2 separate regions of the Homo sapiens genome follow, and region 1 is linked to region 2. Evidence: chromatin loops called from intact Hi-C (ENCODE). Cell type or tissue: CD14-positive monocyte. All regions are shown on one strand. Each heading gives the region's core, and the rest is flanking DNA. Links, peaks and the distances in the headings are about the cores only.

Evidence for each region. Hi-C counts contacts between places; a loop is a spot of excess contacts. Peaks named below come from ENCODE experiments on the same cell type or tissue, not always from the same donor. Only the 100,000 strongest peaks of a DNase experiment are listed, where the experiment ranks them.
Region 1: it touches region 2 in a loop (2.3-fold over the local background); 1 of 110 quality-filtered maps calls a loop at or near these places.

The regions. Positions count from the first base shown.
Region 1 is chr22:22,719,151-22,722,055 of GRCh38, forward strand. It overlaps IGL and IGLV3-19. Among named protein-coding and RNA genes, the nearest start is that of LL22NC03-102D1.18, 9.0 kb to the left of the region's middle. In CD14-positive monocyte, for the core only: CTCF peaks have their summits at 1,203 and 1,403; DNase peaks (open chromatin) are centred at 1,391 and 1,881; H3K4me3 peaks cover 1,071 bases; H3K27ac peaks cover 2,438 bases.
Region 2 is chr22:22,928,305-22,931,209 of GRCh38, forward strand. No RefSeq gene overlaps it. Among named protein-coding and RNA genes, the nearest start is that of IGLL5, 42 kb to the left of the region's middle. RefSeq lists enhancers at 201-250, 601-730, 981-1,040. In CD14-positive monocyte, for the core only: a CTCF peak has its summit at 1,167; DNase peaks (open chromatin) are centred at 567, 1,157 and 1,627; H3K4me3 peaks cover 1,537 bases; H3K27ac peaks cover 2,500 bases.

The sequences.
Region 1 (2,905 bases), core at 161-2,660, 210 kb before region 2:
ATTTTATGGCATTTAAATTATTCTATACTCTAAATTATTTTAAAAGTGCACAGATGTGAATTTTTCACATCTGACTCAAAAATGTTGCTGATGTTGACTCACTTTTTTATTTCAATCTTATTGAAGTAGGAGTTTACTTTTCTGGAACCTGGATGATAACAGGAGACTGGAGAGGAAACCCCCCAAATTGTTTTCCTTTAAACCCTCAGGATGAATCATCCTGGATAATCACCCACACTTGATTTGGGTGATATCTAAATGAGAGTTGGGTCTTAGAGTAGGTGCTGAGTTAGTTTAGGACTTGCGCTGTTGGAATGAGTTGAATGTTTTTACAAGTGAGAAAGACATGAGTTTTTTGGAGTCCAGAGGGTGGGGGGTTATTGGCTGAATTAAGTCCCCCAAAATGTATGCATTGAAGCTGTAACACACAATATGTGACTGAAATTGTGCATAGGGTCTTTAAAGAGGTGACTAAGTGAAAATGAAAAAATTAGGGTGGATTCTTCTCAAATTGGACTGATGTCCTCCTAGGAAGAAGAAATTTGCACACACAGAAATGAGGCACCAGAGGTGAGCGTGCAGAGAAAAGACCAGGTGAGGATTCAGCAAGGAGGTAGCAACCTGCAAGCCAAGGAGAGAGTCCTCAGGGGAAACCAAACCCACTACCACCTTTATCTTGGGTTTTCCAGCTTCAGAACTGTGAGAAAATATGTTTCTGCCATTTCGGTCACTAATTCTTTCCTATCTTCTTGTGGGAGCTCTAGCAAAAACAAGAGGGACCCCAAAGACCTTGGATGAGGGAGAAGGAGGAGATGGAGCAGGGTGCAGGAGGCGGTGCAGGAAGGGGCTGGAAGGTCGGGCTCTGAGGTGCATCTCCTGGGTGGAATCTTGACTCCACTCCCTATTGTCTGGAGGACTTGGGAAAAACATTTAACCTCCTAATATTCACTCACTAATAAAGATGGGCTTGAAGCACAAGGCTCCCCATCATCCTATTCTATATTACAAAAGTCTTCTTGAGGTAACACTTGTAAAACTCTCGCTAATGCATCTGGCATGTATTATGGACTCATAAGTAGCCCTTCTGAGTGATCTAGTGATGTGCAGAAAATGGCATTCATGCTGTGTGCACCAGGGGGCACTGTGAGGTTTAGTCTGAGGCCCCTAATGAGTCCAAGCCCCTAGTAATGCTCAAGGGCGAAGAGCCTGACTGTTGCTTCCTATGAGGCCCCTTCTAGTGGGTAAATCTGAAAATGCACTTGGCCCTTCTTCTGATCTTGAGAAATTACTCAGAGAAGGCCATCAGGCTCAGGGCTCAGACAAGAACCAGGACAAATGTTTTAGGGAATGGAGAACAGATTTGCATCCACTGCTCACCAGAGCCACCTAACGACGACACAAGAATAAAGGAAGTAGATTTGCATGAAGAGACTTCCCTTCCTATGATAAGAGAGGCCTGGAGGTTCCTCCTTAGCTGTGGGCTCAGAAGCAGAGTTCTGGGGTGTCTCCACCATGGCCTGGACCCCTCTCTGGCTCACTCTCCTCACTCTTTGCATAGGTGCTGCCTCCCAGGGCTCAACCCCATATTATCATGCTAGCTGTGCCAACCTGGCCCTGAGCTTCGGCTCAACACAGGGAGTAGTGTAGGGTGTGGGACTCTAGGCGTGAAACCCTTATCCTCACCTCTTCTGTCCTCTTTTGCAGGTTCTGTGGTTTCTTCTGAGCTGACTCAGGACCCTGCTGTGTCTGTGGCCTTGGGACAGACAGTCAGGATCACATGCCAAGGAGACAGCCTCAGAAGCTATTATGCAAGCTGGTACCAGCAGAAGCCAGGACAGGCCCCTGTACTTGTCATCTATGGTAAAAACAACCGGCCCTCAGGGATCCCAGACCGATTCTCTGGCTCCAGCTCAGGAAACACAGCTTCCTTGACCATCACTGGGGCTCAGGCGGAAGATGAGGCTGACTATTACTGTAACTCCCGGGACAGCAGTGGTAACCATCTCACATTGACACAGACAGATGGGGAAGTGAGACAGAAACCCCTTCACTATCTGTGTCATCCTCTCTCTCCAGCCCCAGCAGGACTGTGAACAAAGCCATAAACAGGGCTGGCCCAGTTCACCTGCATCTGAGACCTCCAGGCTGCCTTTCCCTCCATTCCTCCAGGTAGGCTCTGCAGAAGGTGGGTCAGGATGATGTGAGGCTTGAAGGACCAGGCTGTTCTGCTGTTGTTTAGACTGAGTGTGCCTTGCCTCAAGATGACCTGAATGGAAGGACCACAAGAAGGAGATGGGCAGCTGTTGAGTGGTCATGATCCCTGGAGTTCCTCTTGTGTGGTGACTGGATCTAACACAATGCCTGTACTTTGTGGCCCAAATGCCCTGGATTATTGGTCTGAACTCCCCATGTTTAACTGAGACCCTCAAGCCCCAGCTCCATGCATCCTGATGTTCTGAACAGGAAAGTCTTTTCTAGTGAGCACTGTGGCATCCCTTGGCATCCCAGCTTCACACAGCAATTCCCCACCAAAAAATGCCTTTGAGTGCAAAGAACGGCTTCATGCAAAGATGTGCCTCCTTCAGAATGTAGTTCAGGAGCAATAACTACCTGATGCCTTAATCCCAAAGCCATATTTTAATTTAGAATGACCTTGAAATGCCTTCTAGCTGAGCAGTCAGTTGTAACACATTCCCAGTCACGCCTCCCACACTTCTTTCCTGACAGTATGTCATGAAACCCTACTGCATGGAATCCTGCCTCTTAGAGTAGGATTCCAGGGATCTCAAAAATTGTTTAGAAATGAACAAAAACAGTCTAGTTGGAAGAGTATCAAAGAGGAGGCAGTTGCACATGCAGAGAACTCTGAGGTCTGCAAATATACATGAACTGATGAGCACTTGTG
Region 2 (2,905 bases), core at 185-2,684:
TCCATTCATTTGTTCAGACTCACTCATTCATTCATTCAACAAACTCTCAGCTGTGGGCCAGGGGCTGGTGTATGCAGCCCAGGACCACCTGCCCTAGAGGAGCTCACAAGCTTGGAGAACGACATGGAGACACCACTGCCCCCACCCTGTCAAGTCTCCAAGGTTGGCACTCTGCCCAGGGAGTGTCTGGGGCAGCAGGAGCATCTCCCCACACTCAGGAAAAGATTTAACTGAAAGAACCATCTGAGAGAGCCCCAGCTGTGATCCTTGGGCCACAGTGGGAACATCACAGTCCCTCACTGACCCTCACAGTGACCCTGAGGCCTAAAGCTGCCATTGCCCACCTCACAGAGGGGACGTGAACCATGATGGATGCACCAGCGCTGCCCAGGCTCCACCCAGTTCAGGAGTAGCCGAGTTGGGCCTTAGCCCACGCCTGTCTTCACATGCCACTGTGTCTAGCTCAGACCGGGGCCAGCCCCTCACGAGTGATGGCCTCATGACACCGAAGGAGGGTTGGTCTGTGCTGGGGGAACCCCTCAAGGTATAGGGAAGAGTGTCACAGTGGGGGATGGGGTGAGAGGAACTCGTCCTGGCCCTGGCCCTGCTTAGCTGCAGCCTGGGCTGAGGGAGGTGTTCTGAGTCAGATCAGGGAGGGGCCCTGTGGCTTCCTCTACAGCAAAGCCAGAGCCCAGAATAGCCTGGGAGGGGGTGCAGGGGCCCTGCTGGAGGAGAGGGGGGTGGCTGCTCAGGGCCCTGCGGGAGGAAAGGACTGGGAGCTACTATGAACTGAGTGGGTGACTCTCCCATCAGGCCCAGCCTCCTGTGGGGCCTGCAAAGCCACCAAGAGAGTGTCCCCAGCCAGGCCTGGACAAAGGCACCATTACCCTTCAACCCCCATATTCACTGAATCCAGGGGCAAGAAGGGGGACATCGACACTCACCTGGGAACAAGCAAACCAGCTCAGATGCCCCATAACGAGGCCACCAGATCCCAGGCAAGCCCCCATTCCTCAACACAAAGGTCCAAAATCAAGTTTCCAGCCAACTAGAACATGCGAATTTTGGGGACATAGAGGAAATAATCACCATCCACTCGCAATGCCCACTGCTAATGACACAGCACAATGCTGAGGATGTTGCTCCTCCCTCCCGACATGTCATCCTCTTCTCCAGAGTCTCTGTCACACCAGGGCCAGGTTCTGGATTCCCCACCCACCCCGCCTGCAGGACACGAGTCCTTGATGTTGACCCCACACCCTGGGCTCCATCCCTGACCTAAGGACCAGCTTCTACGGCCCTGAAAGAGTCGTGTGTCATGACTTGACACTGGTCCTCTTCCCTGTGCTGAATGAGACGTGAAGGAAAAATGACCCCAAATCTGCCCAGGATCCCCTGCGCCACACGTGAGATGCTCCAGTTCCCTCGGGGATTCAGAAGCATCCCTAGCTGGCATCAACGGAGGCCGGGAAGACTAGGTCTTTTCCCAAAATGCTTAGTTATGCAAACACCTCAAAAGGCACCCGTACCTCTTGTAACAACCCAAGCGTGAGGACTCCCTCTTTCTGGGGTGATCTGGGGAAACTGCTCTCCTACATGGTCATCTTGAGGATTGCAGATGGGCCACGGAAATGTCAACACAGTGACATCAGCAGGGGCAGTAGGGTCAGGATCAGGGTCAGTCTTTGTCACTTGGTCACTTGGGACCACATCAAACCTGACCCTGTTTGGCCAGTAATTTCACAAGGGTGGTCTCCCCAGGAAACACGTGGGCTGGGCAAGGTCTGAGGGGAGGGGGATGACCTGCATCCTGCATTTTCCAGGACATTCCCAGTTTGTGCCACTGACTCTGGAAGCTGAGGTGGATGCTAGAGCAGTGTCCAGCCCCTGGTGACCCTTAGCCCCATCCAGGTCCCCAGACCACTGGCCACCAATCAGCTGCAGTTTCCCAGGTGCCTATGTGTACCCAGCCTCAGCTCGGGACCCAGGCCTGGCCGTGCCTGGCCCATTGTAGCAGTAATGGTGGGCTCTGCCCAGAGACCCAGGCCTGGGCTGCCTCCAGGACCCCCACCCACATCTATCAGAGAGACTCGTGAAGTTATTAATAGTGCCCCTTCCACTCCCAGGAACATCCCAGTTTAAACAACAAATTTTGGTTGCCCAAGCTCAGAGTAACTGTTTGCTAAATGACTGAATGACGTTCTTCATAATGGCTAATAATGAGGGGGAGGAAGCCAAGCCCAGCCACCTAGCACTATGGTAAGCAGTGCTGGACATTACAATGGGGGCCAGGGGCCAGGAGAGCCTCACTAGGGGCCACATCCAGGCAGTCACCATGACATTCCTGGTCCCCTGCCTGGAGCCCCTAGAAATGAGCTCACTCAGGCCCAGCTCACAACACAACCAGGGGTGGCCCTAATACCATCTCCCACTCAGCAACAGCACACCACGTCCAGAGACCGGCAAGGGACAGCTCCTCTGGGCAGCCCTAGTTCCTGGGGAGACCACAGGCAGCAGGGAGAATGCCTCCTGGCTTTGGGACAGGAGCCAGGGAGGGGCTGGGTGACTTCTGTGGCTGGCAACACAGAGCCCCCGTGTCAGCTCCAGGAAAGAGTAGCCCACAGCCAGGACGACCCACCAGGGCACCCGCAGTGTGCCTCTTTCCATACAGGCCATCCTTCATGGTGACTCTCTCTTCCTATAGCAACACCAACACCCTTGATCTGGCCACGGGTCCCTCCTGCTTCTCACATCAGGTCTGATGTTCACTGAGCATCCAATGTGCCAGTTGCCGTGCCAGGCACCAAAGCCTGGACCCCTCACAGGTGTCACTAGGATGGGCCCTCCCTGCCCACCCAGTTCCCAGCCTGTGCAGGGACATGTTGGGACTTTCTGACTATGGAAA